Regions from separate parts of the Homo sapiens genome. Here all the other regions are linked to region 1. Evidence: read pairs that join two places in POLR2A ChIA-PET (ENCODE). Cell type or tissue: MCF 10A. All regions are shown on one strand. Links, peaks and the distances in the headings refer to the core of each region. The heading gives the core; the rest is flanking DNA.

Region 1 (4,965 bases), core at 558-4,557:
CCCAACTCTACTAAGGATGGCAAATAAGTGACCCTAATAACAGTGATCTGGGCATGGCCTCAGAGATTAACATTCTGTGGTCCACTCTGCCTACCAAATTTTGGGCAGATGGATTAGCACTAACTAATTCACGATGTGAGAAGGACTCAAGCCAAAAGTGTCCTCCCTCTGCCCCTCCCCATCCCCCACCACAGGGAACTCCACTTTGCATCCTAGGAATTCCCTGTCTGGTTTGAGTTTCATGCCTAGGGCTGAATTAGGCTTCTTGTAGGCTGTGGGTTCTCTCTTCCTAGCCCAGCCCAGGCTCTGCCAGTTCTTTTCTACTTAGCCCTCCTTGCCTAGAGCTGGGCTTCTGGGTTCACTGTCATAATGCTGTCCAGCTGGGGTCAGAGGGATCTTCACGAGGAGAGTAGCTAAGGCTTCCCCAACCTGGAAGCAGGAGGCTTCCCCTTCCTGCTTTCTCTCCTGGAGCCCTTTATGCTCCATTCCTTTGACAACTCAGCAGCAACTGTTGCAAGTTTTTTGGGGGTCTGATTTGGTTTTTAACCTTCTCATTCTTGGCTTACATTGGACCATTAGCTGTTGGGAAGAAAAATAGCATTCCCTCCTTGGGTGAAGCAGATACTGCATCTACCGAAAGTGGGGCTTTCATTCTTATTATTTAGCTCCAAGGTGGGAATATGACACCAGATGGAAGCACATTCATGAAGTACAGAAGGTGGCAGAGTGGCAGAGCAGAAAGCTAACTAGAGAGCTCTAGGGAGACTTTTTTCCCTGGGCCACAGTTGCTGTTTTCAAAAAAAGGCCAAGAGCAGGGGGCGGGATAAAGGGAAGCATGCCCTGAGGAAGCGGCCCACCTTGGGAAGGGTTTTGCTGACCAGAATGAGAAAAGAAGCATTGTTCTCCAAGTTCATCATCCTCTGGCTGTGACCTTGAATCAACTGCTTTATCTCTAGGAGCTGGAAGTCTAGCAGATAGGGAGCAAATCTCCAAGCCATGCGTGTATTAAACTGGAGGTGCTGAAGCAGGGAAACTGCTGTATACTCGGAAGAGTAGCATTCGGTTATTAGCCAGAGATGGCTAGATCTTGCATGGCCCTATTTTGATTTTAAGTTACTCCTCCCCCTCAGTCCCCAAATCCAGGGTTGTTGGGGTTTTTTAAAATTAATTTTAACTTTTTTTTTTTGAGATGGAGTCTGGCTCTGTTGCCCAGGCTGGAGTGCAGTGGCGCAATCTCAGCTCACTGCAAGCTCCGCCTCCCGTGTTCACACCATTCTCCTGCCTCAGCCTCCCGAGTAGCTGGGACTACAGGCGCCCGCCACCACACCCAGCTAATTTTTGTATTTTTAGTAGAGACGGGGTTTCACTGTGTTAGCCAGGATGGTCTCGATCTCCTGACCTCATGATCCGCCCGCCTCGGCCTCCCAAAGTGCTGGGATTGCAGGCGTGAGCCACCACACCCGGCCTTTTTTTTCTTTTTTTGAGACAGGGTCTTGCTCTGTTGCCCAGGCTGGAATGTAGTGGCAAAATCACGGCTTACTGTAGCCTCAACCTCCTGGGCTGAGGCCATCCTCCTGCCTCAACCTCCTGAGTAGCTGGGACCACAGGCACACGCCATCATGTCCAGCTAATTTTTTTTATTATTTGTAGAGACAGAATCTTTCCGTATTGCCCCGGCTGGTCTCGAACTCCTGAGCTCAAGCTATCCTCCCACCTTGGCCTCCCAAAATTCTGGGATTACAGGCATGAGCCACCAAACAAAACCCAAATCCTTTTAAGGAAGGACTTAAAAGGTATTCTGCTGTCTGTCCTTCTCAAGTTCCAAAAGAGGACAGCCTTCAAATCAACCCAGAGAAAATTCTCCCTGGTACTATATGAGTGGGAGAAGATTCTGCTGCCTCCTTTGGCAAGGTGTCATAACTCAGACAGCTGGGAAGTCCCTCCTGATGTCTACCCTAGCCCCACCCTTTCTGGGGCTGAGCTGGTTCTGATAAGTAGTGCCTCTGCCGATGTCGTTGGCCCTTCCCTGCTGGAGCTAAGCCACTGAGGGTTGGGCTGCATTTCTCCTCCCAGGCCCTAGGTCCTGCACACTCATGGCAGACACAAATATTCCACTGCTGTTTATTCTATGTTCCCACCCAGCCTGGGCAGGGGCCGTGCACCTCCCCAGCATGGGGTGGGGGTGATGACTTCACAGCTAAACATTCTCTTTGCCTCTCCCAGCTCATGTGTTCAGTCTGGTTCATAGGGCCAGAAGTACTCCCACTCTGGGTGGGGCTTTCTCTCTCATGTTCTTGAGGACAAGATTTCCCCTCAGTTTCCTGAGGAATTTCTAGGGGAAACCCTTTTCCTGTGTTTCCAGCATTCTCTCCCTGCCAAGTTTTCCTTCCCCTCTCCAGGAGGTTGTGTGAGCATCTGAGAAACCACTGCAGAGATCAGGGCCTTTTAGAGCCTTTTCCCAGGCTGGACAAGTATTTGTGTGAAATTACAGCTGCTGAGATCAGGGCCTGAAAGACTCTCTAGGGCAGAAAGAATTGGAATGGAAAGCCCAAAACTGGGGATTGGCCGAGCTCCCAGTCCCACATGGCTTTCCCATGCCTCACCACATGTCAGAGAGGATTCCCAAGGCTACTACAGCTAAGAGCCTTGACCTGCCCCGCCTTGCTGCAGGGCATACTGGGAACTGAGACAGCCACTTGACTTCTTAAGGTTGCTATTGTACAAGCTCAGGGTGACTTAAGGTGGAACACATAGATGAGTAGAAAATGGCAAAAAAAAGAAGCAAGCAAGTGACTTTGAGAGCATTTAGGTAAGAACAAGCCCTGACTTTTTATGTTTTCCATAGTGTATGTCACTTCATTTGCTTGGGTCCAAAAAAGGCCATAAGAAAGGTTTTATTGAGTACAAAATTCATAGGTTTGGACTCTGATGAACCTGATGGCGATGTTACCATCCCTGAGGCCAGGAAGAAAAAAGACAGGACTAATCCACCCCAATTGTAGACAGTGGGAACAGCGCTGGCTTGCTTAGAGGTACAGAGGAAAGCAGCATGCAACCCTGCCCCGTGGTGAAGGAAGTAGGGTGGCCAACCATCCCGGTTTGCCCGGGACTGAGCGGGGTTCCCAGGAGGCAGAAACTTCAGTGCTAAAACCTGGCAAGTCCTAGGCAAACCAGGACAAGTTAGTCACACTAGATTGAAGCCTCAGCTGAGTGCAGCTGCCTCCATGTCCCAGCGTCCTCTGTATCTAGGTTGGCATCCAGTGGCCCTCTGTGGGGTGGCATAGACTCTGCCACTTAATAAGCTCAAGTAGTCATACCCCTGCCAGGCCTTAGTTTGCTTCTATGTCAAATTGGGTTAATAGTAGCTACCAGGTAGGGGTTTGTGATGCTTGAATGAGAAGGCATGAATGTGCCTGGTGAGGCATCTGGCACATAGTAATCACTTAAATGTTAGCAATCTTAGTTATCACTCATTCATTCAGTTCATTCTACAAATTTGTGTGTGTACAATGTGCTGGGCAATGCTGTAGGCCTGAGGAACAAAGATAAAAATCCTGCCCTTGTGGAGGAGGTGGACAAACAATAAATGAATGTGTCCTATTATATGCTAGGTGAGAAGACCTGTGGAGGGAAATGATTGAGCAGGATGAGGGGGATCAAGAGTGCCAGGTAAATACAGTGGTCAGGGTAGGCCTCACTAAAAAGAAGATGTTTGTACAAAGACCTGAGGGAGGTGAGGAAGTGAGCCCTCTCCAACAAAGAGGAATCTGGGCAGAGGGAACAGCTTGTGCAGAGGCCCTGATGTAGATGCCTGTCTAGTGCGTTTAGAGAACAGCAGGCAGGCTGGTTGGGCCAGATCTCAGTGAACATGGAGAAACTAGTAGGAGATAAGGACTGGGGGGCTGGGGGAGTCATAAGGGTCCTGGAAGCCCATCATTAAGTCCTTGGTGCCTAGTTTTACTCTAAGTAAAAGCCAGAGGGTTTTGAGCAGATGAATCGCATGTACTGCCTTGGATCTTAAAAAAGATCATTCTGGCTAATACATTGAGAAGAGACTAAGAACAGGAGAGGGAGGGTGGAGGCAAGGAGACCAGTTAGAAGATGATTGCTATAATCCAGATGAGAGAGGATGGTTTAGACCAGGATGATAACAGTGAAAATGGAAAGTGATTGGACTTTAGATATATTTTGAAGCTGATAGGATTTCTCAACTACATGATATAGGAGATGGGGGCTGGGCATCAAAGATGATTACAGGGTATTAGCATGAGAGCAGAGAGGGACAGGTAGCCCTGTTCTCTGCCCCTCATATGTCCCTCTTTTTGGGAGGGAGGGTTTCATTAGGCTATTGGGGTGCACCTTATGATCTTTAATATCTGATGTCTTGGTTTGCCCTCATAATCATCTACTAAACCTTGGTAAGAAGGAAAGGGCATCTACTCCCTTTACATTGTGAATCCTGCTTTTTTGAGAAGCGTCCCAGGTAGCTTAACAAATTACCAGCACTCCTGCCAGCAAGCCTGGCTCTCCAGCACAGCAGACCCAACTTGGCACAGCCTTGCCATCTCTGGTCCCTGGGGAGAAAGGACCAGCAAGGCCCTGCCCCTTTGGCAAGTCTGCCTCTGCCTGTCTGGGGCTAAAGATTCCCTGCCCAGAACACTCCTTTCCCAGGCTCTGGCTTTCCCTCCTACTGGGAACCTGACTTCTCAGGCTGGTGGGGCAGGGAGTCTCTGGGGAGCAACCCAATTTGCTTCTAGAGGTTTGGCCAAACCTCACAGCTCTGCGGGGCTCAGCTGTGCCCCTAAGCTGGAGGCCAGGGTGATGTGCTTGGGCACTGGGAGTCAGGAGACCCTGGATAAGCCATCAGGCACCACTTCCCTAACCAGCCCCTGTGTCTCTCTCCTAAGCACTAGCAAGTGAATGTGGTCTCAAAAGAGGGCCCTCACACCCCTAACTGCATAGGTG
Region 2 (4,965 bases), core at 417-4,416, 180 kb before region 1:
GTCATCTTTTGGGACTCAAGTCTTCCAAATCAGCTGTGTGCTTGGGTTGTAATCACCTTGCCAATGTAGATGCTGCTCCTTTGAAGAAGTAATCTGAAAATAGGGTCCTTCTTAATGTCAGCAGATCAGTACATTATTCCTGCAGAGATGATAGGAAATGAAGACAGGAAGCTGTCAGAAAGTCAATATTTCAAAGGACCAAAGAGTCCTCAGGGTCCTTTGGTCCATGCACCTGTGTCTAGGCAGGGCTTTACCTAGTGCAGATGGTGATCTTCTCTGGTTTACGCCAGGGCCAGAGGTGCAGGCTGCAGAAAGCACCTGCCACCATCTGTAGGACATCATGCTAGCCCTACACATTACACACATCATCACGTTTCATCTCCATCGTAGCCTGATGAGGTGGGCGCTACCCCAATTTTATAGAAGGCAGACTTTGGGAGGCCGAGGCGGGCAGATCACCTAAGCTCAGGAGTTCGAGACCAGCCTGGCCAACATGGTGAAACCCTGTCTCTACTAAAAATACAAATATTAGGCAGGTGTAGTGGTGGGCACCTGTAATCCCAGCTACTCAGAAGGCTGAGGCAGGAGAATTGCTTGAACCCGGAAGGCGGAGCTTGTGGTGAGCCCAGATCACGCCACTGCACTCCAGCCTGGGCGACAGAGTGAGACTCCATATCAAAAAAAAAAAAAAAAAAAAAAAAAAGAAGGCAGAGAGGTTAACTTTTGGTCCAAGGTCACACAGTGAGGAGTAAGAGGCAGACTAGATATTCAAATTTGACCTGAGTGCAAAGCCTGCTGGCCCTCTGGCCTTAGAACTGCGTGTCTGACACACCTGCTGAATCCATCTTGCCTCACTCACACTTCCTTGCTCATAGAACATACCCAATAAATCTTATGCCAAGCCAGCTCGCTCCATGGCACGGTGGGGAGGCAGACCTGCTACAGAAATCTGACCATGTAAATGGCTCCTTTTCTACCCCTCCTCTCCTGACGTTCCTAGTGGTGGCCCCTGCACACCTGGCTTTCTCCTCTAAGCCTCACCAGTCTGGATCTCCCTTCCCACACCCCCTCCCTTCCTATCTATTGTCTCTGAGCCCAACTTCTTGGCTCCTGTGCTCCTATTCATGGGATTTCTTTCCGCTTCTGTAACCCTGAGTACAATAGGCTCCTTCCTGCTTATTGGTAAACAGAGTCACAACAAGCCCGAGTGTGTTCTAGGCTAGGCTTGAGCTCTTGATCGAGACTCTCTCTCAGACTTTTGTTCCAGTTTTTTCTTTTTTTTTCTAATGGGGACATGAACTCCTAGAGAGGTGGCCTGGCACGCCCCTGCCTCTCTGCTGCTCCTCTCCATTCTAGAGCATTACAGTTTGAGAGGGTACAGCACCAAACTTACTGCCTCATTACTTCCATGAAGTCCAGGAACTGCCCACTTACCTCCTGTCTGGAATACCGGAAGAGAAGTGGGAAGGGGAAAGTGTTTGTTTGTTTGTTGCCATCACCAAGCAAGTTCCCACCACCCCACCCCCCAGGGGTGGGTGGTGTTGTCCAAGTAACTTCTATGACAGCCTGCAAAGAAGGAGAAATAGACAAGTTGGGGACATCAACACCCCAGAAGCAAGAGCACACACCCCACCCGGAACAGAGCAGGCAGCCACAGCTCCTACATCTCAGGGGCTGATGGGGATGTCCTAACTCTTAACCAAGGAGGTCCCCGGTCTCCCGTAAATCCTGAGTCTCAGTTTCCTGAGCAGGGTAGAGAAGGAACCCTTGAGTGTGCAAGGCCCCATCGACAAAGAGATTTACACAGATCCAGGCCCTGACTCAATCTTACCCACCTTTAGTGTCCTTCATTCATTTTGTTTTAATGATTCTTTATTAAGTGCTGAGCACCAGGGTCAGCATAGTAATAAAGACAGACAAGGTCCCTGGCCTCAGGGAGACAGGCAGGAACAGAATAAACAAATAATAACAGATAAATGATACAATTCAGACAGGGACAGGTGCTAGATGACAACAAAAGGAAGTGAACATGGCAGTGACTGGTAGTGGAGGCCAGTGACAGGAGATAGGGCAGTCAAGGAAGGCCTCCTGGGGGTAGTGATGGTTGACCTGAGACCTCTGTGATGAGAAGGCAGCAGCCATGCAAAATGTGAGGGGAACGTTTTCCAGGCAGTGGGGACAGAAGGCAAAAAGCACAAAGGAGAGAGGAGCCCATGTGAGCAGCAGAGAAGGCTTGGGGTGCGGTCAGAGGCAGCAGGGTCCTGGATAGGAAAGCCTCCGAGGATTCTATTGTGAGTGCACGGGATCCTTCTCTGAGAAACCCACACCCCTTGCCGCCTTCTCTGCCTGTTAGTCATGCTGAAAACACGAGGCAGGAGGGAAAGGCAGCATGATTCACAGACTGGAGGGTGACAGTGACCAGAGCAAGTTTAACCTTTTAAAGAGGAAGGATCTGTTGCTTGGCTACCAGGCAACAAGGTAACGAGTGGAAATGGGGAACAGAAATGGAGAAAGGAGACCTAGAAGAGGGGCGGTGGAGAAAGGGCAGGAACCCCTCATGGGCTGGAGCCTGCAGAGGGAGGGAGAAAGTGAGCAGCTTCCAGGAGGTGTGGGGCTTTGAAGAAAGGGAACAGAGAGCATTTGAAGGAAGTGTGGGTGTAATGCAGGCCACCGTCTCCAGAAGACTCAGGCAGGTGCTTCACTGTGTCTTAAAGCTTTTAGAGTCAGATACTGGGTTCTTTAGGGTGTGTCTCCAGCTTGAAGTGTGCCTCACAGTAGACGCAGGAAGGCCTTGTTTGATTTGGGTTACAGGAGAAGCAGAGGCCCCTGTTTGGGGCTGCACTGTGGAGACTGGAATTTGGGTAGAAGGGGCCACTGCTCCCGCTTGGATACTAACCAGCTGTGTGGCCTCAGGCATGTCTGCTTTCTTCTATCCCCTCCTCTGGCCAAGAGAAGAGAAGATTCAGTGATCTCCAAGGTGCAGTCTGCAGCTCCGTGATCTCACATGTTCTTTTGTTTTCTTAACAGGAAGGCTACTCAGAGAGGGGTCCCCACAAGGGATGAGGGACAAGTTGCCTAACCCTGTGGCAGACGGCTCTGCTTCTCTTCATGGTAAGAGAGGAAAGTTACAGGGGTATGCCCCCTGGCTCCCCGGCATCCACACGCTGCTCAGACCCAGCCACCCCAAAGACACCACCCCTCCCTCAGGGACGGGGACTCCCAGGAGCCTCCCTCAGTTTCCAACTTTAGGTGCCAGGAATGGGGCTGGGTTTCCCCCACCCTCCAGAAAGGTAGAGAAAGGAGCCAAGTGACCCTGTAAACACGTCCCCAAGGAAGAAGGCTGCGACTTCGGCGGATGAAGCAGCCCCCTGGAAAAAGAAGGGCCCCAGGTGACTGTGGCCCTGAGAGCCAAGAGTTCAGCAGCTCTGTCCCTCTTCATGCTGTGGCTCAGGGCAGAGCCAAGCCCCAGGTCCTGCCCGGCCCTCTCCTTCCCCATCTCCTTCCCTCTAGCTTGGCGGCGGGGGGGCCTGTGGATAGCTTCTGAAACACACTGCCTGCTTTCTCATGCAGGATAAATGCCTCCCTCCAGAACCTGCCCAGCTTTTCCACCGCATTAGTAATCAGCGCACAGAACAAGCGCTTTCTCTCCCTCTCCTCCCCCGCCTCAGTCTCTCTCTCTCTTTTTTTCTCTCCCCCAGCCCCCGCTTCCTTTACCTACTCCTGCCTCCTCCCCACCTATCAGAGTCACTGCCACCTCCCGGGAAGCTGAGAGGGTTTATCATCAAATCAGGCTTTGTCATAAAGAAAACAGATTTATTTTCCTCGCTTTGAGAAGGTGCTGACAGGAGCAGCGAGGGAAGGGGTGTTTTGTATATTGAAAGCCTTTCTCCCCCTGTGGCTAAATCTCGCGCTATTTTCTAATTTACCTCAAATGCTGCTCCTCCAGCCTGCCTCTCCATACGCCCACGCTTTCAACCCCTACCTGTGAGCCTCTGCCCACCGGACCGGCTCACTTCTAGTCATTCCTTCATTCAATGTATTTCCCTTGTTCAGGATGTAGAGGCCTTTCTTACATGCCAGGGACTCCAGGTGCTGGAGATGTGAGACATACAGCAGGGCAAGGAGGTGGGGAGGGAGTTGCACAGGTACAGGAATAGAACATTAAAATACCAAGCAGTGGCCTGGAGCGGTGGCTCACGCCTGTAATCCCAGCACTTTGGGAGGCCAAGGCAGGTGGATTGCCTGAGGTCAGGAGTTTGAGACCAGCCTGGCCAACATGGTGAAACCCCGTCTCTACTAAAAATACAAAAATTAGCTGGGCATGGTGGCAAGCACCTGTAATCCCAGCTACTCAGAAGGCTGAGGTGGAAGAATCGCTTGAACCTGGAGAGGCAGAGGTTGCAGTGAGCCGAGAATACACCACTGCACTCCAGCCTGGGCAACAGAGCGAGACTCTGTCTCAAAAAATAAAATAAAATAAAAATAAAGCAGTAAGTGGGGACAGAGGCATGCACATGGCCAATGGCAGCACCAATGTGGAGCAGCCAGTTCATGAGGAGGCAAAGACCAAAGAAGGATCCTGAAAGCAGGGACGCTGGACCAGGACACCTAGGACTGGTGGAAGCTCCTGGGCATAGGGTGGGGGAAGGAAGGCACTCGGGGACCCTCAACAGAGGGAGCACTGTGCAGGCAGCAGCTGGCGCATGTGGCGTGAGCAGAGGTGGGGGTGGAGAGGGCAGGAGAGGCGGCTTCAGGGGGCAGAGCATGAAAGGAGCTCCTGCTGGAGTTTCATGGAGGGGTGATTGGTCAGAAGGCTCAGGTGGAGATTTGGGAAGTTCTGTGAAAGGTGGCTGTGACTGATGGGGACAAGCCTGGAGTCTGAGGAATTGGTGAGGAGGCTGATGCATGTAGATTAGAGGAAGATGTGAGTACTGTGTGAGAACAGAGGTAGCAGAGTTGGATGGG
Region 3 (4,965 bases), core at 293-4,292, 130 kb before region 1:
CTCTCCAGTCTCTCACCACCCTCTCAGAAAGCTCTCCCTGGCCCTGGCAGGCATCTGCCTGCTCTAGCAAACCCCACCCCCGCAACTTTCTGGCTGGGGCCAGCCAGGGCCAGTAACCCCCTCCCTGAGCCACGCCTTCTTAATATAACCCTCTGAAAGAGGAAAGCTAGCTAACAACCCTGTTCTGCTTTGATGAGCTGACCCCGCTTTTTCCAGTCACAAGGGCAGGCTGAGGCCAAATTTTCCATCCATGGAGAAAGTCCAGGGTTGGGGGATGGGGGGTGGCCCCATAGGCCAATCCGCCTCCCACTTGCTTGGTTTGAATTAGTGGGTGCCTTAAAAAGGAGCAAATGCAGCCTGGTTCTCAGAGCTGGGCCAGGCGCAGCTCAGGGAGCCAGGCAGAAAGCCGAGAGGAGAACACATTTCATTTTAATGGGAAACAGATTTGAGAGGGGAAAAAATGAGAATGAGAGAGGAATGAAACCCCGGCACTCCCAGGAGAGCAGCTGGAGGTCTGCCTGGTGTGACCTCCCATGACGATCCTGCTCACCACCCTCCCGGCCCCACCTCCTGCATGCCACAGTGTTGCACGTCCATGTGCACAGCCCTCTCACTGCCCTGTCCCTCATCGGACCCCCACAGTAGCCCTGAGCGGTAGGCTGAGCAGAGTCACTAGCCCAGCGGATCAACCAGATCCTGTTGTTCAAGGGCAGCGGCACGAGAGAGGAGGGGCACCAGAGGCCTGAGAATTAGAAACTCAGTGACGGGATCAGGTCTGCAAGAGATTTGCATGTATTTGCCTAAGTTATGCAGCAGCACAGACTCTTTGTCTATATTTAGATGTAATGAAATAATCGTATTCTTTTAAAAACTGAGATGGGGCTATTTTAAGGCAGCCAAAGATTACCTGTTTATGTATGATGCATGTAAAACTGTATGGAGAATTACGTGAACACCTATAATCACTCAGGACCCTGGAGAAAATTCTCTTTTCCATTTCCTCCACTAGTGGATTTCTCACCTTGTAAAGTGGGGAAGTGGGATACCTCCCCATTTGACAAGGCAAGAAAATGCCCCCTATCTCCCCAACAATTAAACCCTAAGGCTATTGTGTTTGCCATTAAGAGAAGCATTGGCCCCAGTCTAGGGATAAGGGAAATCAGGCAGGGTGCAGGAATACAAGAGAATCATGAGTTTAGTCTGCAAGAAGTGTATTTTCTCCTTTCCCCTTTCTAGTCCCACATGGAGCTTTCATGATGCCTGCAGGTGAGGGCCTTGTGGGTGCCAGGCACTGTATGGGGTGCAAGGGTTTCAGACATGAGTCTGAACATGGCCTCAGAGTCCTCAAAACAGGTGCGTAAAGTGATCCTATCAGTATAAAATAGTAAGACAGAATTATGTACAGAGGAGGAGTGCTTGGCCTGGGGAGTGGGGGTGGGAATTCCATGAGTGTTTCCAGGAGAAAAAAAGAAGCAAATGGAGCACAGTCTTGGCAGATGAGTAAGAGTTGGCGGGGTGGTGACAGCACGGAGGCATGGAAAAGCAAAGCAGGAGACTGTCCTGGAAATTCAGGCAGAGGCCGGTGGGGCAGAGGAGGGCCTTGTGTGTCTGCCAAGGGTTGGCTCACCATCCTGCAGGCCAAGGCAGCTTTCGGGTGAAGAGTGCTTCGGTCACCTTTAACATGGGTGTTTTGGGCTGCACGGTGGGCTGGAAGGCTGGAGAGAGGTCAGAAAGGAAGCTGCTGCAAACATCCAGAAGGTGATGATGGTCTGAGCAATGGTACCATTGGGAGGGCAGAGGAGGAGAGAGCAGGATTGAGAAAAATTGGAAAGGGAATCAATAGGACCGAGTTAGTAGGTGACTCTAGAGGGCAACCGTAAGGAGGAGGAAAGAGGGGCATGAAGGAATCCAGCAGACTGACATTGTGTTCTCTGTTGGAGAGATCTGGAAGTCAGAGAGGATGAAGCTGTTCAGGAGACAGGAGAAGAGTAAAATCTTTTTTTTTTTAACCTTCCAATGGCCAGATAGAGCTGTTGGGCAACCCCTCAGCTGAGATGCTCCCCTGATTGGAGACTCCCTAGCTCCAGCTGCTTGCAAGCTCAGGCAACATCCTGCAGCCTCTGGAGGATTTAATTCAATTCAACAAATGCTTATTGAACAGTTACTCCACATAGGGAAAGGAGAATCTAATGATGATTGAGTACTTAAATTGTGTTCACAGAGTGTTAAGTGCATTTACATGTAATCTCATCTCTAGTCACCATCCCCTCATCCCTGAGAGGCCAAGTCATTACCCTCCAGGGGCCTGAGAGGTCGAGTCATTTGTCCAAGTTTGGGTGGTAAGTAAGCGGCAGTGCCAGGAGGCAAACCCACAAGTAGTGCCTTATCACTAAGTCACATTGTTACACAATGAAGCCAGGAGGTTGCAAGTGACGAATACACTATTTTAAGCAAATCAAGGAATGCATTGGCTTATTTAACTAAAAAGCACATGAGTCAGCTGGCTCCAGGCACAGCTAGATCCAGGAGCTCAAAAGATGCTGTCAGTTCTCTCTTGCACTTGCTCATAAATGAGTAAATCCATCTCACTCCCATTTATGTTCATCTTGGCTCATCCATAAGGCAGCATAGCACGCAGAGCATAGCATGACTGTTTTGGAGTCCCACAGCCTGGGTTCCAATCCGGACTCCACCACCTAACTAGCTGGATGATTTCAGATGAGCTGCTTAACTTCTCAGTGCCCCTGTTTCCTTGTCTCTAAAATTGATATAATAATATTACCTCTTAGGATTTTTGTGAGGAGTAAATTAGATCGTCCACACAGTGTGCTTGGAGCAGGGTCTGATACAAAATCCGCACCCCAACATATCAGCCATTGTTCTTTCCATCTCTGCCTCTTTTGAGGTGGGTCTCATTCTCTCCTATGTTAGATGCCTTCTTCCGTGTAGCCCAGAGAGATGGCCCCAAGCAACCCCACCTTACATCATCCTTTCAGCCTCTGGTCTCAGGAAAAGAGCTCTTTCTCTGTGTATGGAGGTAGCATGCCCATCCCTGCAGCCATCTCTGAGGCCAGGGGCTGCATCTTCTGTGCTGCTCTGTGGAGGTGGAGGTGGGGCACCATGACTCACAGCCCCCCGTGGGTCATATAGAAGTAGAAGAAGGAGGGTTCCTTAAAAGATGGGATGCTGTGAAGACAAAATAACATATGTCCACTGTTCTGTGCTAGTTGCCGTTATGACAGAGTGTGACAAAAAGTGAGTACGGCAGAGTCTCCTCTCCATGAAAACTTATATCAAAGTAGGAAAGACGAGACAAGGACACATTTATCCAGAAGGCAGACTGTGACAAACTCCATGAGAGAAGGACTGTTAAGATCCCCTGCAATTTTCAGGAAAGAAAAAAATCACACATGGTTGGGTGAATCAGTAATGAGTTTGATGAAGGAGTTTGGCTCCTGGGGATGGTGTCCATTCAGCAAGTACAATAGCGTAGGGGAAGAGGACCTTCTAGTTTGATAGCATAGGGTAGAAAAAGGAATCCTGAGCAATGAGGCTGGAAGGCAGAGCTGGCAGCAGCACATGCACAGAAAGCAGGCGGAGGTCAAGGACTGTTAACTCAGGGGACTAGAAAAGAAACAGCCATACACAGATATTGAATTATCAAGACTGAAGGCAGGGGATGCATGATGTGGAAGAGGCTGTGAGTCAGATGCTGAGGTCATTTAGAAAGTTCTGGGCCGGGCTTGGTGGCTCATGCCTGTAATCCCAGCATTTTGGGAGGCCGAGGTGGGTGGATTGCCTGAGGTCAGGAGTTCGAGACTAGCCTGGCCAACACGATGGCCCATCTCTACTAAAAATACAAAAATTAGCCAGGTGTGGTGGCAGGCACCTGTAGTCCCAGCTACTTGGGAGGCTGAGGCATGAGAATCGCTTGAACCTAGGAGGTGGAGGTTGCAGTGAGCCCAGACCGCACCACTCCACTTTAGCCTGGGCAACAAAAGTGAAATTCTGTCTCAAAAAAAAAAAAAAAAAAAAGAAAGTTCTGGATTTATGAGCATCATCATTCAGGATGAGGAGAAGCCAGGAAAAGCAGATGGCCAGATGGCCAGATGGCAAAGATTTTAAAGAAAAATCTTAATTCTTAATCCCCAGTGCCCTCCAGAGACTTCTTTAATTTTTTTTTCTTTCCCTTTTTTTTTTTTTTCTTTTTTCTTTTTTGAGGCTGGGTCTTGCTCTGCTTCCCAGGCTAGAATGCAGTGGTGTGATCTCAGCTCACTGCAGCCTTGACCTCCTGGGCTCAAGCAATCCTCCTGCCTTAGCCTCCTGAGTAGCTAGGACTACATGTGCATGCCACCACACCCAGCTATTTTTTTTTTTTTTAATTTTTTGTAGAGATGATGTTTTCCTATATTGCCCAGGCTAGTCTCAAACTCCTGGGCTCAAACAATCCTCCTGCCTTGGCCTCCAAAAGTGCTAGGATTACAAGCATGAGCCACCATGCCTGGCCTCCTCCAGAGACTCACGTGAATTCCAATTAATCTAATTCAAGAGAAGTTAGCTTTCTAGAAGTAATTTTATATCTGTGATAGGTGTGCAATCATTCATTCATTTATACACTCATTTAACATTTGTTCAGCATTGTGCTGGGCTCTGAGAACACAAATAAACAAGGCTTGGGCCCTGCCCTCAAGGATCTCTCTGTCCGGTGAAGCTAGCACTCTGTTTATACCTGCTGGCCACACACCCTATACTGGTGATCTGTTATGTGCTCAGCTCCCCACCAGACTGGGCATTCCATTTTATAAATGTTCATTGACTGATTAATTCTATCTCTAGCCCCAGTCTCCACTTGGATTGAGAGACTAAATACAACAATTTCATTTCCATTGTGTCTGTTTTGTCCATAGTCCAGAAGTCATGGAGAGCAACAGGGAGAAAGCTGAGGCTTCTTCATGGGAATAGCTG
Region 4 (4,965 bases), core at 698-4,697, 160 kb before region 1:
CGCTGCAACCTCCGCCTCCCAGGTTCAAGCGATTCTTCTGCCTTAGCCTCCTGAGTAGCTGGGACTACAGGCGCGCGCCACCACGCATGGCTAATTTTTGTATTTTTAGTAGAGACGGGGTTTCACCATATTGACCTCGGTCTCAAACTCCTGACCTCATGATCCACCGCCTCGGCCTCCCAAAGTGCTGGGATTACAGGCATGAGCCACCATGCCTGGCCTATTTTTATTGTTTTTAAACACAAGGTCTCACTCTGTCACCCAGCCTAGAGTGCAGTGGCACAATCATAGTTCACTGCAGCCTTGAACTCCTGGCCACAGGCAATCCATCCATCTCAGCCTCCCAAGTAGCTAGGACTTACAGGCGTGCACCACAACTCTCAGTTAATTTTTTTATTTTTGCAGCGACGGGGTCTATGTTGCCAGGCCGGTCTCCAACTCTTGGGCTCAAGCTCTCCTTCTGTCTTGGACTCCCAAAGTGCTGAGATTACAGGCGTGAGCTACCATCCCTGCCCTGCTTGCTCCCCCAAAAAAACTACTTCAACAAAATGTTTACGTGTGCTTACTGATGTTTCCTCCCCAACTACTGAATTTATCCTTTGCTGAGCATTACTTGAAATTGTCAAAAGCTGGAAGTAATGCAAAAAGATGACTGCTTGTCCTCTTGATGTTCTACTGTGATGTGTCTAACAGGCCCACCAAAATTTATTTCATTCACTATAAGAAACGAGTCTTTGCTTGCCTTCATATTGACTATATATTAGAGCCTGGATTCATTAACACTTATTAACATTACATGTTAATTTGTATATTTTTGTCTAGTAAAGATGAAAATTTTTGCTCTTTGGTAGAAGAATAATTGCGAAGGCTACAGTTTTGTTGCACTGTAGGATATTAACTGATTTTGCATCTAATTTAATAAACTTATTTATGCATTCTTTTCCCAACTAACTATATAAATCTCTGTCCATCAAATGCTCTTAAGAACCGTCTTTAACATACTGCTGGTTCCCTTGTTAACGAGTTAAATGGATCTTTGACACATGTCCATTCTATATTTGTATGGAAGCCACGTTTTAAAATTCTTTGAAAATTATACTTTGACCCACTTCCCCCTTAAACAGAAGCCTGTTCCAAAGAACCAGAACACGCTCTGCTCAGCTCACCTCATGGTAGAGGGAGCAGTTCAGGGTATATTAGGTTGATGCAAAAATAATTGCGGTTTTTGCCATTTTTTTTTTTTTTTTGAGACAGAGTCTCATTCTGTCACCCAGGCTGGAGTGCAGTGGCTCAATCTCAGCTCACTGCAACCTCCACCTCCCGAGTTTAAGCAGTTCTTCTGCCTCAGCCTCCCAAGTAGCTGGGACTGCGGGCATGCACCACCATGCCTGGCCAATTTTTTTTGTATTTTTAGTAGAGATGGGGTCTCACCATGTTGGCCAGGCTGGTCTTGAACTCCTGACCTCAAGTGATCTGCCCACCTCGGCCTCCCAAAGTGCTGGGATTACAGGCATGAGCCACCGCACCTGGCTCTGCCATTACTTTTAATGTAAAAAACTGCAATTACTTTTGCACCAACCTAGTAGATTGCAAGATGGAATTTCAGAGGGGCTCACCACATACATGCAGCTCCTTCTTTTTTCTTTTTTCTTTCTTTCTTTTTTTTTTTTTTTTTGAGGCAGAGTCTCACTCTGTTGCCCAGGCTGGAGTGCAGTGGCATGATCTCTGGTCACTGCAACCTCTGCCTCTTGGGTTCAAGTGATTCTCCAGTCTCAGCCTCCCAAGTAGCTGGGATTACAGGAGTGCACCACTACACCTGGCTAATTTTTGTATTTTTAGTAGAGACGGGGTTTTACCATGTTAGCCAGGCTGGTCTCAAACTCCTGACCTCAGATGATCCGTCCCCCTTGGCCTCCTAAAGTGCTGGGATTACAGGCATGAGCCATTGCACCCTCCTAAAGTGCTGGGATTACAGGCATGAGCCATTGCACCCGGCCCAGCTTCATCTTTAAGATCACTAATCAGGTAAATCACTCCCTTGCTCTTCCGGTGGAGTGAGAGAGGGCTGGGGTGAGAAACCAGGAACGTTACTCTAGCTAAGTTGTTTCTCATGGAAACAGGAAAAGTAGAGAATGCATTCATCCCCACTTATTAGGGCCCAGCATGAGAAACAGCGATAAGCCCAGTGGGAAACTGACCACTGGGCTGGTAGCGGATGGAGGAAGATGGGCAATGTACCTTTCCTGGTAAGGTCACCAGGACTAAAACTCCAAGGACACAGCCAATGGCCACCAGGACTCCATTTATTTAGAGGGTTAGCCTTCTGGTATCCAGGGCTGAGTCGGCTCAGGGCACTAGGAGCAGCTGGAGGTTCCAGAAGAGAAATAGAAATTCTTTGAGCAGCATCTCTGCCTAAACAACCCTAACTGCATCCTTCCCCATAGTGTTACTTGGGTTACCCTCAGGTCCTAGAAATCTAAACATGGTCTGGACTGCTGGGGAATTAACCCAGCCACATCTCAGATGACTGTGGTCTTAATTCAGACCAAGAAATAGACTGTATTTCAGCATTAATAGGGGAAGCATATAAAATTAATTTAAGACCTTTCATGCACCAGGTACTGGGTAGATGTTTTTGTATATTTTGTGTGTTGCAATCCTTATGACAACCTCATGAGTGAAAACTTATTATCTGCTAGATAAAATAAAACTAAGGCCCAGAGAGGCTAGGTGGCTTGTTCAAAGACACAGAGCAAATTAATATAGAGATGGGATCAGAATTAAAGTCTGTGGCACCAAAGCCTGTTCTTAACCCCACAAAGTCTCATTCAAGTGAGTAATTCAGCATCTCTCAGGTCAAAGTTCTGCAGATTCAGGCCCCGGTGCCTAACCACTGTGAGATGTCAGACAAAGGCTGACCTTGTTTCTCTTTCATGAGGATTACCACTTCTGACGTCTCCTAGAGCTTCCATGGAGAATGTAAAATTAAATGTGGACCCAGAATCGCAATCAATTTTCATTGCAGTTTCTGTTGGAGTTGGCTTACTTCTTTCCTTGAAAGGTTCTTGTAAGAACTAGCTGCAGTCACAAGATGATTCATGATTAGGAGCATGCTGAAGTTAAGATGGCCATTTGAGAAAACACAGAGCAGGCTGTGTCACCTCCTTGGCAGCCGGGAGGTCTTGGGTGATGACTCCCTTGTCTCTCGGCTCTTGGCCAACTGGTCCACCACTGACAAGCCTGTTCAAAGCCATTCTATCCCTCACAGCCCAGGGAGTGTTACCACTCCCCAGCCAAGAGCTGGAGAATCCTGTTCTAGCCACAGAGATAATATGTGTACAAGAAGAGTCTATCTTTTTTCCCTCCTTCAACCCCAATCCCATAGGGACAAGAAACAGAGGCAGAGACAGGGAGAATGAGTAGAGGGAGGAGGTTAGCACAAAGAGAGAAGAAGCCCATCGCCCGGCCCCTGCCCAGACAGCCCACCTTGGCAGCCCCAACAGCCCACCTTGGCAGCCCCAACCACACAAAAGGCTATAGCTTAAGTTGGAAACTTTTATTATTACACGGGGCTTGACATTTTAATTTCTAAATTGGGGCAGAGTTTGACAACTTAACATGACCCGAAAGACTTACCTAAGAGTGAATACAAAGTCAGAAGACTGGCTGGGTGCGGTGGCTCATGCCTGTAATCCCAACACTTTGGGAGGCCAAGGTGGGTGGACCACCTGAGGTCAGGAGTTTGAGACCAGCCTAGCCAACATGACAAAACCCCATCTCTACTAAAAATACAAAAATTAGCCAGGCTTGGTGGTGCATGCCGGTAATTCCAGCTACTTGGGAGGCTGAGGCAAGAGAATCGCTGCCATTGCACTCCAGCCTGGGTGACAGAGCGAGACTCCGTCCCAAAAAAAAAAAAAAAAAAAAGAAAGTCAGAAGACTGTGTGATTTTTTTAATACAGGAGCAGAGGAGGAAATTTTCCAAGGTAAATAAACTTTAAAGGAAAGTGAGAGACAAAATAAGGCACTTCCTGATTATAGCCCTTGAGTACTGTGTGTACACCATCCAAGTACCACTCCATATCCACCAAATGGGATCTGTGTCCTGCTTCCCACCTTTTCCCTAATTGTCCCCTGCAAACACTGCTGCAGACCACTGCCTTTCCCTGTCAGAGTTCCATCCTTCCATCAAAGACAGCCTTTTCCTTGTCTGCAGATGTTGGCCACCAGTGGTTGGGTCCTTTATGTCTTAGTCCCACAAACCCACAGCACAGTCCCAGACAGAAAATCTTGTTAGAGACTGAGCTATGTTCCTTCAAATTCATATGTTGAAGTCCCAACTGACAGTACCTCAGAATGTGACTCTATTTGGAGACAGGGCCTTTAAAGAGGGGATTAAGTTAAAATGAAGTCATTACGGCAGGCCCAATCCAATATTACTGGTGTCCTTAGAAGAAAAGGAGACCAGGAAACGGACACAGAGGGAAGATCACATGAAGACACAGGAAAGAGACAGTCATCTGCAAGCCAAGGACAGTGGCCTTGGAAGAAACTAACCCCATGAACATCTCCATCAATATTTGCTGAATTGTTTTTGAATAATACAAATCTTAAGTATCATTTTTAATTTTTTTTTTGAGACAGAGTCTTGTTCTGCTGTCCAAGCTAGAGTGCAGTGGCACAATCTCAGCTCACTGAAGCCTCCGCCTCCTGGGTTCAAGTGATTCATCTGCCTCAGCATCCCAAGTAGCTGGGATTACAGGCACATACCACCACGCCTGGCTAATTTTGTATTTTTAATAGAGATGGGGTTTCACCATGTTGACCAGGCTGGACTCGAACCCCTAGCCTCGAGTGATCCGCCCACCTCGGCCTCCCAAAGTGCTGGGATTACAGGTGTGAGCCACTGCACCTGGCTTTAAGTATAATTTTTAATGTCTTCCCAACACTTCATTATATGGCCAC
Region 5 (4,965 bases), core at 520-4,519, 190 kb before region 1:
ATTTCCTTTTTTGAGAGCTGACTGTAAAATGTTTGCCTGCATACCACTGAGGAGAAAGAATAGCTACTTAAACCAGCTCCCCCTACCTGCACACCATCCTACTGGGGCTGAGGTAGGTAAGATTTCTATAGGGCATTCCTTCATTTCCTGCTCTTCTGAGGCCAGGGCCTCCTGTTAGATTTGGAGGGAGCCATTCATAAGGATGGAGAACTGACACGAATCTTCACCCAGATGCGCTTCTTGTAGCACTTACCTACTCCCTGGCTCGCTGGCCAGTCTCTTGAGCGTGGTTGGCTCAGCCAGCTGGGCTGGTTCCTGGCTACTGGGGTTTCCATCCTTCCCATTCGCTCCTACATGTTCGACCACCAGAGGGCAGCCTTGTGCAAAGATAAATAAAAATAGCAATTACTCACCTTCTGCCTTTTGGATCCTGGGCAGGGGCTACTATGCTGGAAGGATGGGAGGAAGGGCAACTATCATGTAGCCAGTGATTTGTTCCTTGAGTTAGAAGGGAGAGGAGGAGATGCCACCCTTCTCCTGACCGTTATAAGGAGGCTTTGGGCAAGGGGTATGTGATGGACGGGCTCTTGGCCTCAGGCCTCATGCTAAGGCATGAGAGAGGGATGAGGCAGGGAATTCACTTACTCACGCAGGAGGATCTTATGGAGCACCCACTGCTACGTGGTGATAAGATGGTACGCAACAGAAACATATTCCTTTTCCTCAGAGAGCTTAGAATTTAGTGCAAAAGACAGGTGTGAAACAAATAAGCACACCAATAACCATGCTATTCAACTCATAAAAGTGCTGTAAAGGGTATGTAGAGAATGCTATGAATGCTTACAAGAGGAGGACCCAACTTAGGGGTCCAGAAGATCTTGCACAACTGATGTTTAAGCTGAAACCCAAAGGAGTGGGAGTTAGCCAGGCAATGAGTTGCCAAGGCAACTATTCAAGGTCCCTGGTGGTCCCCGAGTCTGGAGGGACAGGTGTTTCTTGTGGGCCACGTGGAAAGGAATCCATGTATCTGCCTCCCCCCACCTCACTGTGCACTTGGATCCTCACGGCGGTCCTGTAAACAGCCAAGTCAGAAATTATTATTCACATTCTTCAGATGGAGAGATGGAGAACTAGAGACCAATCACTGACCCCAGTTCACACGGGTGACTCAGGGTTGGACCAGGACTCAACACACAGGCTACAGACTGGCAGTGGGAAGTCTTGAAGGTGGTGGGAGGTGACTTCATGCCGTCATGGTACCTACCCTCACTCCCAGGGAATCTAGGATTCCAGCGCACCTGGCCCCAGGGAAGGACGGGGAAGGCAGTGAGCCAAGGGCCCCTTGACTTTCAGAGCAGCAGAGCTGTCACTGGCCCTTCCTCTCCTTTGCCTCCTCTTTCTGTCTTCCAAGAGTTTGTTACAGCGGAATCTCTCTCTCTGTGTGTGTCTCTCTCTCTCTCAGAGTGTGTGTGTGTGTGTGTGTTTTCTGTCTCTCTCTCCCTTTCTCTGTTTCATCCACCAATCCTATCCCCTTCCATATCCAATATCCCGTTCCATATCCTGCTTTATTGGATTATGACAAGGCCTAGGCATGCAACAGCTGAAAGCCTAAAGTTCTCCAAATGCAAGAGATCCTGGATTGAGGAATCCAATTTTCTTTTTTCTTTTTTTTTTTTTTTTGAGATGGAGTTTCACTCTTGTTGCCCAGGGGGGAGTGCAATGGCGTGATCTTGGCTCACCACAACCTCTGCCTCCCGGATTCAAGCAATTCTCCTGCCTCAGCCTCCTGAGTAGCTGGGATTACAGGCATGCGCCACCACACCTGGCTAATTTTGTACTTTAAGTAGAGACAGGGTTTCTCCATGTTGGTCAGGCTGGTCTCGAACTCCTGACCTCGGGTGATCTGCCCGCCTCGGCCTCCCGAAGTGTTGGAATTACAGGTGTGAGCCACCACTCCTGGCCGAGGAATCCAATTTTTTCAAAAATCTAATTAAAAAAAAAAAAGGTTTTCCAGAACTGGGGCTTTTGGGTACTGGAAGCCACATCATTCCCACATGCCTCTCGGTTACTCTTTGCTGAATACAGAAAGTCACCTGGCTCCTGCTCTATTGTGGGACAGGAGATCTAACAATCCCTGGACTCCTGGAGTTTGCCAGACCTATAATAGAAGCTTTTCTGTGCATCAACTCATTTAATTCCAGCAAAAACCCTAGTGAGTAGGGATGCTCATCTTCAGACTGCAGATGAAGAAACAGGCTTCTGAAAGGGGAGAGGCCCAAACCCAAACAGCAAGAGAGTGGCAGAGCTAGGATTCAATCCGGGGTCCATCCAGCCAGAGTCTGAAGTCCTGCTCTCTGCCACACTCCAATGCAGACACCATTTTCAAGTTCCAATTAAAGGAGGCCAGCTCCAGAGAGTTTCTTTCCCCAGGCCATTGCTGCTCCGGGAGGGGTTCCCCAAGGGCCGCTGCCTCTGCAGCTGTCTCTTGGCTAATCCCCCATTTTTGGCTAGGGAAGCCCAAGGAATAGAAAGAATGCCCTTGTTGTCTGTCTCCCTGAAGAAATTCTAAACAGAGCATCTGTCCCTCTGCACCAGGGAGGGAAGGAGGAAGAGAGAGATGGGGAGAGACAGAGAGAGAGAAACCCCACAGCTGTTCCTTCTCGATCTTGATGTGAACAGCTAGGCCTCCTGTTTCTCAGGTACCTAAAGGGGTTAGGGTTGGGCAACTGGCAGGGAAGGCAGAGAGCACCTCTTTAGCCAGAGTGAGGCCCTCCTGTCTTGTAGAATGGTAAAGATGGAGAGAATGACACAGAGCAGATGCAAGCCAGCCCTGAGAGAGTACAAAGGAAGGGAGTGAGAGGAGGGGCTGTGGGGTCCAGCCAGGCACGGCAGCTAGCTTGAGGGCCTCATGCCAGCCGGCAGTCTAGGTTTGCATCACATCCACCTCCTCCAACACCAGACTTTCCTAACCTCACTCATCCAGGTCCTTTGTGGCCCAGCAGCAACTCATATTTGACCTTGGCAAGGGCACTTGCTCTGGGCGGCACCCTGGTGACTATTCTGCCAGCTCTGTGTGAAGGGGAGTGCCTCCCTCCTCTGGGGCACCCTGTGGCCTTCAGGAGGGTCTTGCCCTAACCTGTCCTATGAGTATCAGCGGGAGGAGGTCAAGGGGAAGAGGCCAGGGCCCCTCCTCTCCGTGAGAGAAAGGATGAGTTTGCAATGACCTCCCCCTCTGCCTGCCCCATTCTCAGCTCCAGGGTCCTGTTTTTCCAAAGGTTACCCAGCAAGGCCTAGGGCCAGAGGAGGCTCGTGGAGAAGGGAGGGTGGGAGGGGCTGCTGGAGAGGCTGGAGCTAAGTCTGTTTTAGGAGCCAAGGCCATTTCCCCACCCTGACCTTGCCTGGACTCCCTTCCTGCTTCCTTTTCTCTTTTGTCTCTTCCCTGGGAATAGTAATCTCTTACATTTCTGCTGTCAGTTTGCACTTCAGCAAGCTCTTTTACATATGGGACCTAATTTGGCAGTCCTAACAACTCTGTGAGGAAGGAATTATTATCCCTGCTTTTACTGATGAAAATGAGAGGCTAAGTACTTTGTCCCAGAGAAAGATGACTTAACATAAACAATCTATAACAGAAAAAGAAAGATGGGCATGGGGGTGGAGCTGCAGTGACAGCCATCACTTCTTGGGAATTCTTGTCAGAGAAATGGGAAATCCCATCTCCAGCTCCTGGAGCAGAGGATGGGTGCCCCTACCACGTCCCCCCAAAATGCTTTGAAAAGCAAGGACTCGGGAGGGCATCACCCAGGCTAGAAAAAGGGGGGCTGCCTATGGAGCTTGAGTCCAGGGCCTGCCCCCAGCAGGTTCAAGGCCTGTATCCTTAGGAAGCACATGAGGTAATGAAGGTCTCAGCTCAGGAGAACCTTGGGGCTCAAAGACACACGGCCCCCCATCTCTGCCGCACCCCTACATGCCTGTGTCTGTGTCCTCCTTCCTTCTGGCCAGGACAGAGGCAGACAGACCAGACGGGGAGGTGGCCCCGGCTCTCCCCACCCCCTCCCTGTCTAGCTGCCTCTCAGCTTTCTCCTCCCACCTCACCTGCCCCTCCCCTCTCCCCCACACTAGACACCAGCTCAATTTTGTCTCTCCTCTCTCTCAAGGTCATCTCTTGGACCAGCGGGCATCACATTCTCCAGCAGCCGCCATCTCACACGCCTCCCTCCTGTGGCCGCCGGCAGCATGGACAAAGGTCTCCATGCAGGGGGAGGAGGCCTGCTTCTTTCCCCACAGCTCTCACGTCTCCCTTCTCCCTGCGGGTGACAAAGAAGCCCAAGGACCACCTCCTTCCTGCCTCATTGTAATAAAATTCCCCACACTGAGGCCTTCTTGTCTTCAACCTGGCCTGTCCAGCCCTTCCAGATATGGCCAAACCCATGGCCTGGATGGGCTTGTGTACTTCCTTTCAAATGAGCCCACACAGAACGCCCTGCTCTCCCCTTCCTCCCCTCTGCACTCCTTCTGCCTCCTTTTTCTCTATTCTCCTTCTGTGCTCAGGCACCACAGCAAATAGCTTTTTGTTTCCTCCTGGCACTACCAGTCCCAGCCCTGCCTTCAGGAATTCTTTTCTCTCTCTCTCTCTTTTTTTAAAAGACTGGGTCTCACTAGGTTACCTAGGCTGGTTTTGAACTCTTGGGCTCAAATGTTCACCTGCCTTAGCCTCCTGAGTTCCTGGGATTACAGATGTGTGCCACTGTACCGACTCCAGAATTATTTTCTTTTGTGTCTAACACACAGTTCAGACACAGGAGGGAGTGGAAGTGTTTCTTGTTATGGCATCTGTAGAGGAACTGTGATGCAAGGGAGTGAGCACTGGAATGAGAATCTGAAGACCTGAGTTTGACTACCCTATATCCTGATCACACCAGCACCTCACTCTGTCCTGGCCCCTTGGAGTTCCCTCACTCCAAA
Region 6 (4,965 bases), core at 483-4,482, 76 kb after region 1:
GATATTTTGTACCCTTTGACCAACATCTCTGCAACCCCTCCCTGGTAACCACCATTCTACTCTCCACTTCTTTTTTTTTTTTTTTTTTTTTGAGACAAAGTTTCACTCTTGTTGCCCAGGCTGGAGTGCAAGGTTGCAATCTAGGGTCACTGCAACCTCCACCTCCCAGGTTCAAGCGATTCTCCTGCCTCAGCCTCCCCAGTAAATGGGATTACAGGCATGAGCCACCATGCCTGGCTAATTTTGTATTTTTAGTAGAGTTGGGGGTTTCTCCATGTTGGTCAGGCTGGTCTCGAACTCCTTACCTCAGGTGATCCGCCCACCTCCGCCTCCCAAAGTGCTGGGATTACAGACATGAGCCACCATGCCCCGCCTTGGTAGTTCTATTTTTAATTTTTGAAGAACCTCCATAGTGTTTTCCATAATGGCTGTACTACACTTAAAACTATTTCTATATTAATTCATTTGTTTATTAATTCATTCATTTAACAAATATTTATCAGGGCCCTACTAAGTACCAAGCACTGTTTAAGGCACTAGGTGAACAGGATAAACAAGTCCATAACCTCCTGAAGATTATAGACAAGTGGGAGAGTCAAATAATGAACAGAGCTGAGCGTGGTGGCTCATGCCTATAATCCAAGCCTTTGGTAGACCAAGGCAGGAGGATCAATTGAGCCCAGGAGTTCAAAACCAGCCTGAGCAACACATGGAGACCCTGTCTCAAAATTTTTTTTTTTTAAATAAAAAAATGATAAACAGATAAGCATATGAATGTATAATATCAATCAATCGGGCTGGGTGAGGTGGCTCACGCCTGTAATCCCAGCACTTTGGGAGGCCAAGGTGGGCAGATCACCCAAAGTCAGGAGTTCGAGACCAGCCTGACGAATATGATGAAACCCCATCTCTACTAAAAATACAAAAATTAGCCAGGCGTGGTGGTGCGTACCTGTAGTCCCAGCTACTCGGGAGGCTGAGGCAGAAGAATCACTTGGACCCAGGAGGGGGAGGTTGTGGTGAGCCAAGATCATGCCATTGCGCTCCAGCCTGGGAAACAAAAGCGAAACTCCATCTCAAAAAAAAAGATATATCAATCAGTCATCAGTGCTATGAAGAAAAAGTGGAGCACAGCAAGGGGACTGCAAGTAATAGGGTGTGGCCATGGAAGACGTGTCTGAGGAGATGACATTTGACGTTTCAGAAGAGACCTGAATGAGAGGGACTCAGCCATGCAGACAGCTGGGAGAGGAGGATTCCTGGGAGAGGGAGTGGCAGGTCTGACACAGAACTGTGCTCTGCATGGGCAAGGGATCCTGGCAGTCAAAGTCAGAGGGAAAGTGGTAGGAAATAAGGTCAGAGGTAAGCAGAGGCCAGATCATATCGTGCCGTCAAGTCCTCTCTGAGGAAGGACTATAGACTTTATTCTAAGTCACTCGAAGCCGGGGAGAGTGATGAGTAGAGGAGGGATGTGATCTGATTTACCATTTAGAATTATCACACTGGTTTTTGTGTGAAGACAACGAATGTTGAGGCCAAGAGTTAAAGCAAGGAGACCATCCAGGAAAGTTATTGCAAAGGTTCCTGTGAAATGCACAGCAGCTTAGACCCGAGTGGTGGCAACAGAGGAGCAAGAGGTGGTTGGGTTTGGGATAAATGCCCAGGGTAATGCAGCCAGAATCTGCTGGTTGACTGGAAGTGGGGCATGAAAGAAAAAGAGCTCCAAGAATGGCTCCAAGATTTTTGACTAAGCCATTAGATTATGGGAAACACCTGGGGAGTAGCAGGTTTATGTGGGGAGAACAGGAGCTCTGTTTTGGTTTGAGCTGTCTGTTAGGCAACTAGTTAGAAATGCTCACTAGAAACTTGGATGGGCTGGGCGCGGTGGCTCACACCTGTAATCCCAGCACTTTGGGAGACTGAGGCAGGCGGATCATTTGATGCCAGGAGTTCAAGACCAGCCTGGCCAACATGGTGAAATCCCATCTCTAATAAAAATACAAAAAAAATTAGCCGGGCGTGGTGGCGTGTGTCTATAGTCCCGGCTACTCAGGAGACTGAGGCAGGAGAATCGCTTGAACCTGGGAGGCAGAGGTTGCAGTGAGCCAAGATCATGCCACTGCACTCCAGCCTGAGCGACACAGCGAGACTCTGTCTCAAAAAAAAAGAAAGAAAGAAAGAAAGAAAGAAAGAAAGAAAGAAAGAAAGAAGGAAAGAAAGAAAAGAAAAGAAAGAAAGTTGTATAAATAAGCCTAAAACTCAAGGGGACAAAAACCTTCCCTGTTAAATGCCCTGGTTTCTAATAATTGGGGGTAGCACGTCAGTTCCTGATTCCCGCTGTAACTTCAGTTGGCAGCTTCCTGTTGCATTAGGCATAGCCATCTGGGGTTGTAATCATCTGGATGCATTTCAACACCCAAGCAAAACCGAGCAGTGACGCCAGCCCTGCCAGGGAATTGCAAGGTAGCACAGAACATGAATTGGTTAAACTTCACACAACAGCAGTGTGTTGCTTGGAGACCAGCTCCACAAATTGGTGCGGGGGGGGGGGCGGCGGGGGGTGGGGGGTGTTATTCAAGTTCATGCAAGCTGGACTCTGTCACAGAGCCACTCCTTAACTGTACGTTGGCTAATCCTCTCCTCCAAGCAAGCCAGGAAGCCCACGAGTAGGGAACAAGAAGGGGCAAGGCCAAATGACTTTGACTTTGCAGGTTTGGAGGACAGTGTGGCAGAGTGGAAAGAGCATGGTCTTTGGACGCAAACAGACCTAGATTCATATTCCTTCTCTGCTCCTTCCTACCTAGGTGATCTCTGACATGTTACTTTACCTTTCTGAGTCTAAAGCTCAGGTTACTTGGCCACAAAGTGTGATAGGATTGTTAAAGATTAAATAAGTTTCACAGGCCGGGCACGGTGGCTCACACCTGTAATTCCAGCACTTTGGGAGGCCAAGGCGGGCAGATGACAAGGTCAAGAGATTGAGACCATCCTGGCCAATGTGGTGAAACCCCGCCTCTATTAAAAATACAAAAATTAGCTGGGCCTCATGGCACGCTCCTGTAATCCCAGCTACTCTGGAGGCTGAGGCAGGAGAATGGCTTGAACCCAGGAGGCGGAGGTTGCAGCGAGCTGAGATTGTGCCACTGCACTCCAGCCTGGGCGACAGAGAAAGACTCCATCAAAAAGAAAGAAAGAAAGAAAGAGAGAGAGAGAGAGAGAGAAAGGAAGGAAGGAAGGAAGGAAGGAAGGAAGGAAGGAAGGAAGGAAGGAAGGAAGGAAGAAAGAAAGAAAGAAAGAAAGAAAGAAAGAAAGAAAGAAAGAAAGAAAGAAAGAAAGAGATTAATAAGTTTCACATGTGAATCCCTGGCACCCGGTAGGCATTTGAAAGGAATAGTTCCCTTCTCCCCTGTCCAAGTCCCCTCTCTCCATAAAGTCAATATTCAGAGATAACCCTCTCTTCCACCACACCCCACCTGGGCTTTCCTTCACTCGGCTCCCATTCCAAATCTTCAGGCTCTAACTCCAAAAGGAAATGTCTCCTCCAGCCTCTCCACCCTCCTACAGCTAGCACATGTCATTCGATTGTTTTTCTAGAAATAAAGACCAGATCACCAACATCTTTTCCGGGTTTGCGGGACTCCTCGCCATCCTCCTGGTCGTTGCGGTTTTCTGCATCTTGTGGAATTGGAATAAACGGAAGAAGCGTGAGTCCCTTGTTTGTCCTGAGTTGAGACACAGTAGGATTATTAATCTAGGCTGGAATTTAAAGCCCAGCTTATTTACCAGGGATAAACTATTGGCCTGGGGAGTCCTCAGTTCTTACCCGATACATTGGCCATTGCCTCACTCAAGATCCTGAACTGTGGCTCCAAAAGCCCAGTGCTGATGGAGTTCCCCTGGGAAAGACATTGCCCTGGTGCCCCTGTGTCCAGTTTCCTCTTTACGTTCTGTCCATCAAGTCCCCTGTTCCTCTCACTCAAATGAAAATTCCTGTAGCTTGAGTCTGAAAGGGTATTTTTGTGAGAACTGGCAAGGATGGGGAGCATTTTCAGGGGCCATCTCATTCCCATGAGTCTCTTCACTCTGTGCAGCTGACCCCCGCCATGACTCCCATCTCTCTCATTGCCTTGCAGGACAAGTTCCTTACCTCCGAGTTACCGTCATGCCCTTGCTGACTTTGCCACAAACCAGACAAAGAGCCAAAAATATTTATGACATCTTGCCTTGGCGACAGGAAGACCTGGGTAGGTTTTTCCTTCTAATCTATGGAGTCCAGATATTCGAACTTCTACTCCCAGAATGTGCCTCTCACCCTCCAGAAGCAATTTTCTTTAAGTTCTCAAACCTGTTTGCCCTTCAGAGAGTATCAGGGAGAATGGGATAGATAGACTGTCAGCTGCAACTCCAGGGGGGTCTGGAGGGCTCCAAAAAGGGAGCAGAGGGTCATCTGGGCTGGGAGTTTTGTTTTTTCTTAATGTTAAGGCAACAGAAGAAAGCCAAGTGTGTCCAGGCATAGGGAAGACACCAAGGAAGAGAACTCGGTGCCAGCATCACAGGCAGAGGATGGGGCAGGGAGGAGGTTCTCACACAGGAGCTTGTTTCTCAGCCTCCCAACCCCTGTGATAGCATCCTCCAGTGCCACAGAAGCTGAGGGGCTTCCGGTTCTCAGAGTGTCATCCCCATAACTCTGACCTCAGAACATGAGAGAACACCAGACCCAAGGCTGGAAATTCCAGACACCACGCAAACCCGCTTCATCCATGATGCAGGGATTATTTGGACTGAAGCACTCAGAGGACTGGCTATCTTCAGGATTTGTTCTCTGTCCTTTCAGGGAGACATGAGTCGAGGAGTATGCGCATTTTCAGTACTGAGAGCCTCCTCTCCAGAAATTCTGAGAGCCCGGAGCATGTGGTAAGAGTCAAGCTTCTTGGGAGAATGACATGTCTCTGGCAGAAGAACTGC

Evidence for each region. ChIA-PET counts read pairs that join two places held together with the same protein. Peaks named below come from ENCODE experiments on the same cell type or tissue, not always from the same donor. Only the 100,000 strongest peaks of a DNase experiment are listed, where the experiment ranks them.
Region 2: POLR2A ChIA-PET joins it to region 1 with 14 read pairs; 6 of 35 experiments call an interaction of 5 or more read pairs at or near these places.
Region 3: POLR2A ChIA-PET joins it to region 1 with 26 read pairs; 4 of 35 experiments call an interaction of 5 or more read pairs at or near these places.
Region 4: POLR2A ChIA-PET joins it to region 1 with 13 read pairs; 2 of 35 experiments call an interaction of 5 or more read pairs at or near these places.
Region 5: POLR2A ChIA-PET joins it to region 1 with 12 read pairs; 7 of 35 experiments call an interaction of 5 or more read pairs at or near these places.
Region 6: POLR2A ChIA-PET joins it to region 1 with 13 read pairs; 6 of 35 experiments call an interaction of 5 or more read pairs at or near these places.

The regions. Positions count from the first base shown.
Region 1 is chr1:203,690,714-203,695,678 of GRCh38, forward strand. The region is part of intron 2 of ATP2B4 (ATPase plasma membrane Ca2+ transporting 4); the gene reads left to right. Among named protein-coding and RNA genes, the nearest start is that of SNORA77, 36 kb to the right of the region's middle. In MCF 10A, for the core only: no CTCF peak of the experiment used is centred there; DNase peaks (open chromatin) are centred at 2,108 and 2,608.
Region 2 is chr1:203,510,616-203,515,580 of GRCh38, forward strand. It overlaps LOC105371688 (a long non-coding RNA gene), which reads right to left. Exons shown (of 5, transcript XR_007066807.1): 2 at 2,897-4,965; 3 at 1,435-1,566; 4 at 1-139. LOC124904488 (a long non-coding RNA gene) reads left to right here and starts at 2,282. Exons shown (of 3, transcript XR_007066809.1): 1 at 2,282-2,478; 2 at 3,028-3,111. RefSeq lists enhancers at 1,135-1,875, 1,863-3,062, 2,400-2,459, 2,610-2,659. In MCF 10A, for the core only: no CTCF peak of the experiment used is centred there; a DNase peak (open chromatin) is centred at 2,356.
Region 3 is chr1:203,556,069-203,561,033 of GRCh38, forward strand. No RefSeq gene overlaps it. Among named protein-coding and RNA genes, the nearest start is that of OPTC, 64 kb to the left of the region's middle. RefSeq lists enhancers at 81-1,005, 1,019-1,596. In MCF 10A, for the core only: no CTCF peak of the experiment used is centred there; DNase peaks (open chromatin) are centred at 1,563 and 2,463.
Region 4 is chr1:203,531,556-203,536,520 of GRCh38, forward strand. It overlaps LOC124904488 (a long non-coding RNA gene), which reads left to right. Exons shown (of 3, transcript XR_007066809.1): 3 at 406-771. Among named protein-coding and RNA genes, the nearest start is that of OPTC, 40 kb to the left of the region's middle. In MCF 10A, for the core only: no CTCF peak of the experiment used is centred there; a DNase peak (open chromatin) is centred at 3,186.
Region 5 is chr1:203,504,489-203,509,453 of GRCh38, forward strand. It overlaps OPTC (opticin), which reads left to right. Exons shown (of 8, transcript NM_014359.4): 8 at 4,158-4,461. It overlaps LOC105371688 (a long non-coding RNA gene), which reads right to left. Exons shown (of 5, transcript XR_007066807.1): 4 at 254-4,965. Among named protein-coding and RNA genes, the nearest start is that of OPTC, 13 kb to the left of the region's middle. RefSeq lists a silencer at 220-395. In MCF 10A, for the core only: no CTCF peak of the experiment used is centred there; no DNase peak of the experiment used is centred there.
Region 6 is chr1:203,767,234-203,772,198 of GRCh38, forward strand. It overlaps LAX1 (lymphocyte transmembrane adaptor 1), which reads left to right. Exons shown (of 5, transcript NM_017773.4): 2 at 3,595-3,704; 3 at 4,134-4,244; 4 at 4,835-4,914. Among named protein-coding and RNA genes, the nearest start is that of LAX1, 4.5 kb to the left of the region's middle. In MCF 10A, for the core only: no CTCF peak of the experiment used is centred there; a DNase peak (open chromatin) is centred at 2,428.